2 separate regions of the Mus musculus genome follow, and region 1 is linked to region 2. The links are chromatin contacts, found by Hi-C or POLR2A ChIA-PET in ENCODE. All regions are on one chromosome and are shown on one strand. Each heading gives the region's core, a stretch centred on a gene start or an enhancer-like site at or near the end of the contact. The rest is flanking DNA. Distances are from core to core; before and after follow the strand shown. Region 1 overlaps Mbnl2 (muscleblind like splicing factor 2). Region 2 overlaps Mbnl2 (muscleblind like splicing factor 2).

Region 1 (4,312 bases), core at 316-2,815, 40 kb after region 2:
GCGTGCACTAGCCTCAAAAACAAACAGGCCATTATATGAGGGGCAGAAAATTGAGATTACAAAGCCACTGAAAACAAGGCACATTATCAGCTGGTCTCCACTGCAGAACAAAAGTCACAAAAGCACCCCAAATACATGAAAAAGCCAAGTTTCTAAGTTTCCTGCAGCCTTCAACGGCTTAGGGTAGTCACCCCAAATAGAATACACCTTTCTGTCAGATGCAGTTTCCCTCAGGTCCTCTCATTTTGATCCACTACCAAGCTCTGATCTATTTCTGTCCCCTGCCCTTCATTTCATTGTTTTCAGACTTACCGTAGCCTGCATTTACTCAGAACAGCTACAAAAGTCACGGTGTTTAAAATGCAAGAAAACATGAACTGCAAATACTTTATGAGCCGGCTTTTAAACTTTTTGACGTCCGGCACTATGTGAATAAACTAAATATAAAAAAAAAATCACGTTGGAATTTTCCAGGCAGTCGTATGACCTCACCCTGTAAATTAGACTAAACGAGGAGGAGTTTTGAAACCACCATTATTCAATGCCATGTGAGATGTTTTTGTTGTTTTCCCCCCTTCTCAGACATTTCTAGCTTGAGGGGAGAGTAAAATCCTGTTCGCAGCATGGCCACGAGGAAGGAAGGAAGGATGGGGCTGCTCTGCAAGTTTTTGCCCTGCTATGGAAGACTCAGTGCGTGCGGAACAAGCAAGGATCCAGGCCCAAGTTCCCTGCGTTCTTTCCCCCCAGTCTTGCTGAACAGTAATGAGAGCAGAGATATGTCCCAGAGGTAAACATGGCCACTCCCAGCCCTGTCCACAGCGCATAAAGCAGTCTTGTTTCTCCTTACCTTATTTGCTGGCAAATTTAACTCTTAATTCGTGTGGCTCTCCCTTGAAAGAGGGAAGCAAGCAAGCGGGGAGAAAGCAAAGCTTATGGCTTAATGCTCAATTGCCCGTTAGTTTTAGTTTATTGATGAGACTTGATACGTCCCAGAAGCAAGCAATTAGAAGGAATTTGTTAATTAGAAGGACTCTCATATCATGATATCCTTCTCCCCGTTTCTTTGCTTGCTGCTCTTCAGCAGAGCCGTCAAACCTCCCTTCTCAAAAAGAGCAACCTGCCCTATGATCTGCTGCCCAGAAGAACAACCACAGCCACCTACCCTGGTCCCTGTCCCCTCTAACCTCGCCCTCATCTCCTTGAGGTTGACTGTTCTGCTACGTGTTTACAGCTGGAAGATTCGCCGATGGACCTTGAGACCAGGCAAGGGCATCTCTGTGGCCCAGCACCCTGAACTGCGTCTGGCACAGGCTGTCTGCCCACCTCACGATTGTTAGCTGAGAACCATCAAATGGAATTTTATAAGAAAATAAGGACCAAGACTGTTCTATCCTCCAGGGCAAACGGAAATTCACCGGATTTCAACTGCACTGGAATTTGGCGCATTCAAGCAATAGTGACTGAATCAGTTTTTCACCCCTACACGCAGTGTCCGTGGATTTCATGGGCCACAGCTGCAGACAGTCCCCTGGGGAACTCAGGGGAGGGGACCTGACTGGGTCAGTAACACAGAGCTTCTGCCAAACCTGGGGGTGGGGGTGGAGTCAACAGGCAAAATGGCGGGTTCTCCACGGAAGGCACTCGACCTCCCTCTCCTCCTCTGCTTTCATTTTCCCTCTCTCAGAAGCTTTCAGAGGATGATGTCAGTGGAAAATGACTCCACCATGCAAGCCAGTTATAGTAGCATCCCCACAGATCCGAGCTTAACTGTACTCAAACTGTCAATCAGGCAACATAAAGCAGGAAAAAAAAATAAGTCCTTCTCAATCTAAGCTCTTTTAAAGCTCTGTGGTGTCTTCAAGCCCTACCCTTAGGGCTCCAGAGACCGAGGTAATTCACGTATTACGTTCACTGGAACATACAATCCTACACCTCTGTTACACCCTGGTATCCTCCAGGACTGAAAACGGCCAGTCTCTGTGGTTGCGGACCAGCGCCAGGCCTCACACTGTGCCCTACAAAATCACATGCTCTTGGTGAACACAGCGTTTCTACAGAGGTCAGGAGTGCTAGTGCCCTTACTGCCCAGCCAAGATCCTGAAAGTGAAGCCTCCCTGAGCCAATCACAGGGCCTCATCTCTGGTGTTTCGATCCTCAATAGAGAGCTCTGGCTCCTGAACAGAGGGCATGGAAATGGCTGAGGGACGCTAAGCAATGAGCAAAGTCTATAAAGAGAGCAGACTACTGCATCCACGTACCCACTCCTCACTACATGCACAGCCTAGGGAACGGCAAAGGAAAACCCTTAGTAACTGTGCCTGGTATTCCCAAGAGCCAGTCTGTAATTGATGGTTCTGGGAAGTCTGGGAATGTAGGTGGATTGGCTCAAAATCCCACCCATTTCCTTGCAGCTAAGCCCAGGTTTGGGGAGACACCATCTCTGGTCTGTGAGTACAGGTCCAGCCTTTCCTTGGCAGCTTTGGAAGGCATCAGAAGAGTGCAGAACCAGGCAGGCAATCTCCTTTTGGAGGAACTCCATGTGTGTACACAGTAGGAGCTCATTTCCTCCTATTGGCTTTTGTTCGAGCAGTTTCCTTTGATAGAGGATGTATTCAACTCTCTGGCACGGCTGTCTATTCCAGGTATACTACTTAACTCAAGCAAGGCCTACTCCAGCTGCAGTCAGACCCAACTTGCCTACCTTAGCTTGGCCTTCCTGTCTTCTATTTTACATGAATACTTCTCTATTCACCTATCCGGGATTAACACAGAGTCAGTCAGGCTTCTCCGTCTTTGGCACACACACACACACACACACACACACACACACACATGTGCGTGTATGTATGTGTGCACGTGTGCATGTGTATGTATGCTCTTATGCATTTGTGGGTTGATCCGTAGGTGTTATTTCTGACTTCTTGATTGGCTGTCGATCATTTTCTTATGCTTCCTTTCCATGCTAACAGGACATGAAACAAACAGATTTTAATCCATATTCTCTAAAGGGAGGGACTGGGCTTTGTGAAGATGATTCAGAATGTATTTGAAAACTGTTAGTTATATTTTGATTGGGACATATTTTGAAAACCTTTCTCAAGTAAAAGCTGGAAAGATTTTAGGTACCAGGGTATTATACACTTCTGTTTTCACTCCCTCTGTTTTTGAGTTTCTTTTCCACTATTCTGCTCCTGTTTCGCCCTGTGCGTTGATCGAATGGATTCTAACCACACTTCGTTCTTTGTGCATGGTCCAAATTGTATGACCCAGAGCTCCGGCCAACACCTAACTTTCAAAAGTCTCTCTGCTATTGATGGGGGGTGGAAGTGACTTCTTCTAACACAGGCAACTAGGTCACCACATTCAGGAAGGAAGTGGGGTCTGGTTCCAGGAAGCACCTGGAAACAAGCACCCTTGCTTATTCTCTCTCTGGACAACAAAGCCATTGACCTTCCTCCAGGGCTCGAGTGCCAGAATGACTGACTGACAGATGCCACCAGAGACTTTCTTAGCTCCAGAGAAAGTCCTGCACTCATTCATTCATCTCCAAAGTTTAAATTCAGGAGTTGGGTCCTAACATGGTCTACTTACCATCTGCTTAAACAACCTAAAAACAGGCTGAGTGGAGACAGAATTAGTTTTATCTGTGCCAAAACAGCTCAAGGAATGGCCGACTATGGAGACTGTTCAAGTGCTCCATTTTCACACATGCACATTGTGAAACCCTTCAGATATAGACCCTCCTGTTTCCAAAAGCAACCACATTTCAACTATGTTAGAAATACAATGACTCCTTTAGTCCGAGATAGCATGTTTCAGGGGCTCACCATTTCCACCAAATGTAAACATACCCCAAAGCCTAGCATAAAATTCTTTTTGCATCATGTAAGGCCTTCTGCGTTCTGCTGAGAGAACAACGGGGTCTTTGTGAGGGAAAACAAGAGTTGAACTTGCAAAAATGCTTGAGTTGAAATCACTGATCATCCTAGACTGCTTGGAGGGCTGTTAGGAGTATACCCACCCCCAAAAATATATCTTAACTATTATGTACATGATCTTTAAAATTGGGTTTTAAATGCCTTTTATGTAGGTGATCACATTTAATCCTACTCATCAGAGAAGTAGATAACCCATCCTATTTGAAAGATGGGGAAACTGAAGTTCAAATAGATTAGCAAAGTTGCCTAAAGTTGTGCTTCCATCCTGCAACAAGGCCAGTGTTTGAATGTGGAGCTTGAACAGCCTCTAGGAACGAGAGCTAGGAGGTCAGTGAAGAATGTGTCTAAACCTCTGGATTCTTCCAATAAATGTA
Region 2 (4,270 bases), core at 843-3,342:
CCTGTAAAGCTTCTTTTCAAAGGACATCCACCCCCTCCCCTTCTTCTTCCTTCCCCTCCCCTTCCCCTTCCTCTTTCCCCTCCTGTTCCCCTTCTCTTCTTCCTTCCTCTCACCTTCCCCTTCCTCTTTCCCCTCCCCCTCTTTTTCCTCCCCCTCCCTTTCCCCTTCCTCCTTCCTCTCCTGCTCTTCCTCCTCCCACTCCCCCTCCTCAAGGTCTCAGCCCTGAAAGCAACACATTGAAGGCAGCTCCCTCCCTAGCAATCACTTCTGCATAACACTGTCCCTAAGGATATTATTTCCATTGGAATTCCTTGCTTCTTTTCCATTGCAACAGAAGGTGGGAAACAAGAAACATATTTTTGGAAGGAGAAGAAACCTATATCTGGTTGATTTGTGTGTTGCCCCCCACCCCCCAAGAGAATGACAGCACATGAGGTCAACACACTAATTTCCAATGCCTGGCTGAAGGGCACCCACACTGGACACTCAGTGTTTCATGAATGAATAGGGCCTTTGATACATTATGGTTATTTTCCTTTGTTAAAAAGTAAACCGAGGGACAATAAAAGCTTAAAGAGTTTATTTGGACAAAGAGCAATTCAGTTGCTGGGTGCCCGGGATTGGCTGTGCTTGGGCCCCCTTTTGTTTTAGTGGAGGCACTTAGAAGGAATGGCGAGTGGAGTGCAAGGTTTGCTTATGTTTGCAAATCAAACAAAGCCAAGGTCACAGGGAGGGTGGACTGTGTGTCTGCTCAGCAGCTCTTCTGGCCTGGTGTCTACTTCAACCTGTTCTGATCTTGAGTTGGTGGCTGCCCTGTCATTGTTTCTCCAGAACAACTGCAAACTCTGTGAGAAGCCCCAGCTTTTTGTTCAGGAACCCGATTCAGCTCTTGGCTCTGCTGGGGACTAAATGGTTGCTTGCAGAACACGGAAATGAATACACCTGTCTGAAGTGCTCCAGGAAGTCAAGTTTCTCTGTTCATGGCTTCGCATTCCAGTGAGAACACACTGGTTCGACTGGAATTCCTCACTAAGGATGCTGCTCCCCAGCATTTTCCAGATGTTGCAGCTTCTGTGAAAGGCTGGGTGCCCAACGGGAATGAAAACGGGGCCCCGTGAATTAGCAGAGCCCAATGAAGCCTGCAGATGATTAATTTTAGATTCCAAGCATCTGGGTCAGAGCTGAGTTTCACGGCAGCTGTGGAAACCATCTCTTTGGTATCATTAATGATTTTCCTAAGGGCTGGGAGCGCCTGAAATACGCCTTCATATGAGATTTGAGTCTGAACTGGATGGATATTTAATAACAACTTAACATATATTGCATTCACCATGGGAGAGCTTCCTATTTTTAAAATGATGGTCAATGTATCTTCTGGGTGGGGTGGGATGTGCGCGTGTGTGCATCTGCGGTACAGCGAAGGCCTGAGGTTAACACAAAGTAACATTCCTCAATCACGGTTTGACCTTATTCATTAATTTAACTTATCTGTTTATTTTGAGGTGGGACTTCATAGCCAATCAGTCTAGTGAGCTCATGTCCAAAAATAAATAAGTAATCATATTGAATATTCCCGTTTCCACCACCCCCCGTGTTAGGATTATACATGTTTATCACACCTGACTTTTATACATGGTTGCTGGGAATAACTCAGACCCTCCTTCTGGCTCAGGAAGCACTTCACCCACTGGGCCCTCTTCCCAACGCTGGGTTATTCATGTGACTTAAGCAGCTAATAACGCTCTCAGTCAAAAGCCAGATGCACTATCCTGGTTTTTAAAAGAAATGTCCTGGAAGATGATAATACTTTAAGGGAAAAGAAAACAAGCAGAAAGCTGACGTTCTGGCTTTAAAGAGGCTAAGGCCTTGGAAGCATTTTCTTATCCTTCGCCCGCTGGAGCTATTTCATCCGCTCTAAGGCATAATCCCCAGTGTGGATATTCAGCCTCAGGTTGTGAGAAAAAGGGCTTGTCGGTCACATCACTAAAATTCTAGTCCGTGGGGCAGCATGGCCACCCTAAGTGTGACTACAAAGAGCTAGGCTGACACCTCCTCCCTCCCAGTTTGGGAGGCTTGGGAGTCTGAAAGGTCAGCTCTCAGGGGGTGGAGCTGTCCTCGGAGTATCATGTTGTTCTTGGCCACGACAGTGCTGAAAGAGAGTAATGCAACTATGCTGTAATCTCTGAGCCGGAAGACACTGAATCCATCCAAGTGGAAAGAATATGCTAGTTAGCAGTAGTAGGGTCAGTTCATGAGGAAACTGCAGAACAGGTGAAGTTCATCGGTGACGTAGCCCCTGCAGAGCGAGCCTGGTCTCTATAGCTCCAGGACTGTGTCCCTTGGCATGGTATACATACACTTGGCATTGTCTGACAGCTGCCTTAGGTTTCTTGGGCCTTTGTTCCAGTATGCAGGGACAAACACATCCCAGGTTTCAGGGTCTCTGTAGTAAAAGTAGGGGAAGAAGGGGCGCCTCCCATTCTAAAATGGAAATTGACTGGTTTGATGGGTCCAACTGACATTATTTATAAACAGGATACTTCCCGGGGATGTCTAAAGTTCTCTCTCTCAGGGAACAGGAGCTTTATTAGTGATTTTTTTTTCCTTTTTTAAGTAAGAGGACACTTCCAGCATGTGTGACACATGACGAGAGCTTATGGTGTAGACATCTCATGGCTGGCTGAATAGAAGAGCAGATCTTTGCCTTTGAATTCACGGAGCAGCACTCTGTAATAAGAGCTGGGCATGGCTTCTGCCCCGGCAGGGCACCATGGAGAAAAAGCAACATCGTTTAAAGATAATGACTCCATGGAAGAAAAGAGAAGTATGGTAATCGGGAAAACAAGAAAAGAAAAAAAAAAACCTCAGAAATAAAATAATAATAATAATAATAATAATAATAATAACTTTTGAATTGAATGAATTTAACTTCATAGGAAAAACATAGGTCAATGCTCTAGTTTTAGAATGACTGGTGAAAAAGAAAAAACAAAACAAAACATGATTGTGATTAACGCCAGCCTCAGTCTGTAACAAGTTTGGATAACTGTACAGATGCCCCAAGGTGACCCAAAATAAAACACTCACTGCCCCTCCCCCCGCCCGTGCACATGTGCATGTGCGTGTGTCACAGGCAATCAAACCTTGAAAATCACATATGCTGTTCAAGCATGCCACCTCTGGGCCGCAAACCCAGCCTGCTCCTTCCATTTTAGTAGCTTTTAAATGACACTTGAGTTGAGTCTCCATGTATCCTTCCTGCCGGAACAGCTACAATCACTGAGCACGACGTACAAGTGTCTTTTGGGATGTAAATCAAAGGACCATCTTTGTGCGGAGCCTTTACTGCTCATATTTATAATGGATTATGGGGAACTTGGAAAACAGGTAGCCAGAAAGGTTGTATGGATTTTATCAGAATAGTTCTACGTTTAAAACTTGGGGATATATTTCTTTATGTCCTTCTGCAGGCAACAGCTGCCAGTTGTTGGGACAGAAGAAAAGAGTTCCTACCTCGTGGCTCCTCCTTCTCCCGGAGAAAAACGGGTAACCGACAAACAGGAAGCACCACTTAAGGATGAGTTCTGTGTTAGTGTGGATAGGGCTGTGATATTCAAGTTCATGCCAGACTCCAGTGAAGAACCAGGCTACAGTTACCTGGATGAAGACCATCCCAGGGGAAAAGAAGAGCTAACTTAAAGGTCTTGCAGAGACCTCTGTAATCACCCGTGTGATTGCAGAGTCAACTGGGCCAGATATACAGCTGAGTCCAGGTTACAGTGGGTTTCAAGGGGCTTCAGACTTCACGGATGACGCAGGAGACGGTTGAAAACAGGCATGAGCGCTATGACTTTACACTTGTTACTGTAAACGTGTATGGGGGGCAGAAGGGAGTCCTCCCACCGCAATTATAAATACACACTAAAAAAAGACAAGAACAGGTCTTGCAGTAGAGCAGACATGGAAGTTTCTGTCTTAGTGTTCTAATGCTGTGAAGAGATGCCGGGAGCTGAGAGTTCTACACCTGGATCTGAAGGCAGCAGGAAGAGAGAAGACACTGGGCCTGGCTTGGGCCCTTGGAACCTTAAAGCCAGTGATACACTTCCTCCAACAAGGCCACACCCACTCCGACAAGGACCCACTTCCTAACGGTACCACTCCCCGATGACTACATATTCGAATCTATGTTCCTATGGGGGAGGGGGGGGTCACTCTTAAGAACAGATTCAAGTTGGGCTTACATTAAGGTCCTTAATTAATCAACTGAATG

The links. A loop is a pair of places that touch in the nucleus more often than their neighbours do. ChIA-PET counts read pairs that join two places held with the same protein, here RNA polymerase II (POLR2A).
Region 1: a loop to region 2 is called in a map of heart, with 2.8 times the contacts of the local background. The contact joins two enhancer-like sites. A Hi-C loop is called at or near these places in 5 of 37 maps with a recorded cell type or tissue (gastrocnemius and heart). POLR2A ChIA-PET finds 5 or more read pairs at or near these places in 3 of 5 experiments (Patski and embryonic stem cell).

Annotation. Positions count from the first base shown.
Region 1 is chr14:120,293,740-120,298,051 of GRCm38, reverse strand. All of the region lies in intron 1 of Mbnl2 (muscleblind like splicing factor 2), which reads right to left. The region is part of intron 2 of Gm52122 (a long non-coding RNA gene); the gene reads left to right. Among named protein-coding and RNA genes, the nearest start is that of Mbnl2, 20 kb to the right of the region's middle. Within about 2 kb of position 1,565, at least 3 of the 3 ENCODE cell types and tissues checked have a DNase peak (open chromatin) inside an H3K27ac peak, as active enhancers do; they include gastrocnemius and heart, where a contact is called at or near this core.
Region 2 is chr14:120,334,487-120,338,756 of GRCm38, reverse strand. The region is part of intron 2 of Mbnl2 (muscleblind like splicing factor 2); the gene reads right to left. Among named protein-coding and RNA genes, the nearest start is that of Gm52122, 16 kb to the right of the region's middle. Within about 2 kb of position 2,092, at least 2 of the 3 ENCODE cell types and tissues checked have a DNase peak (open chromatin) inside an H3K27ac peak, as active enhancers do; they include gastrocnemius and heart, where a contact is called at or near this core.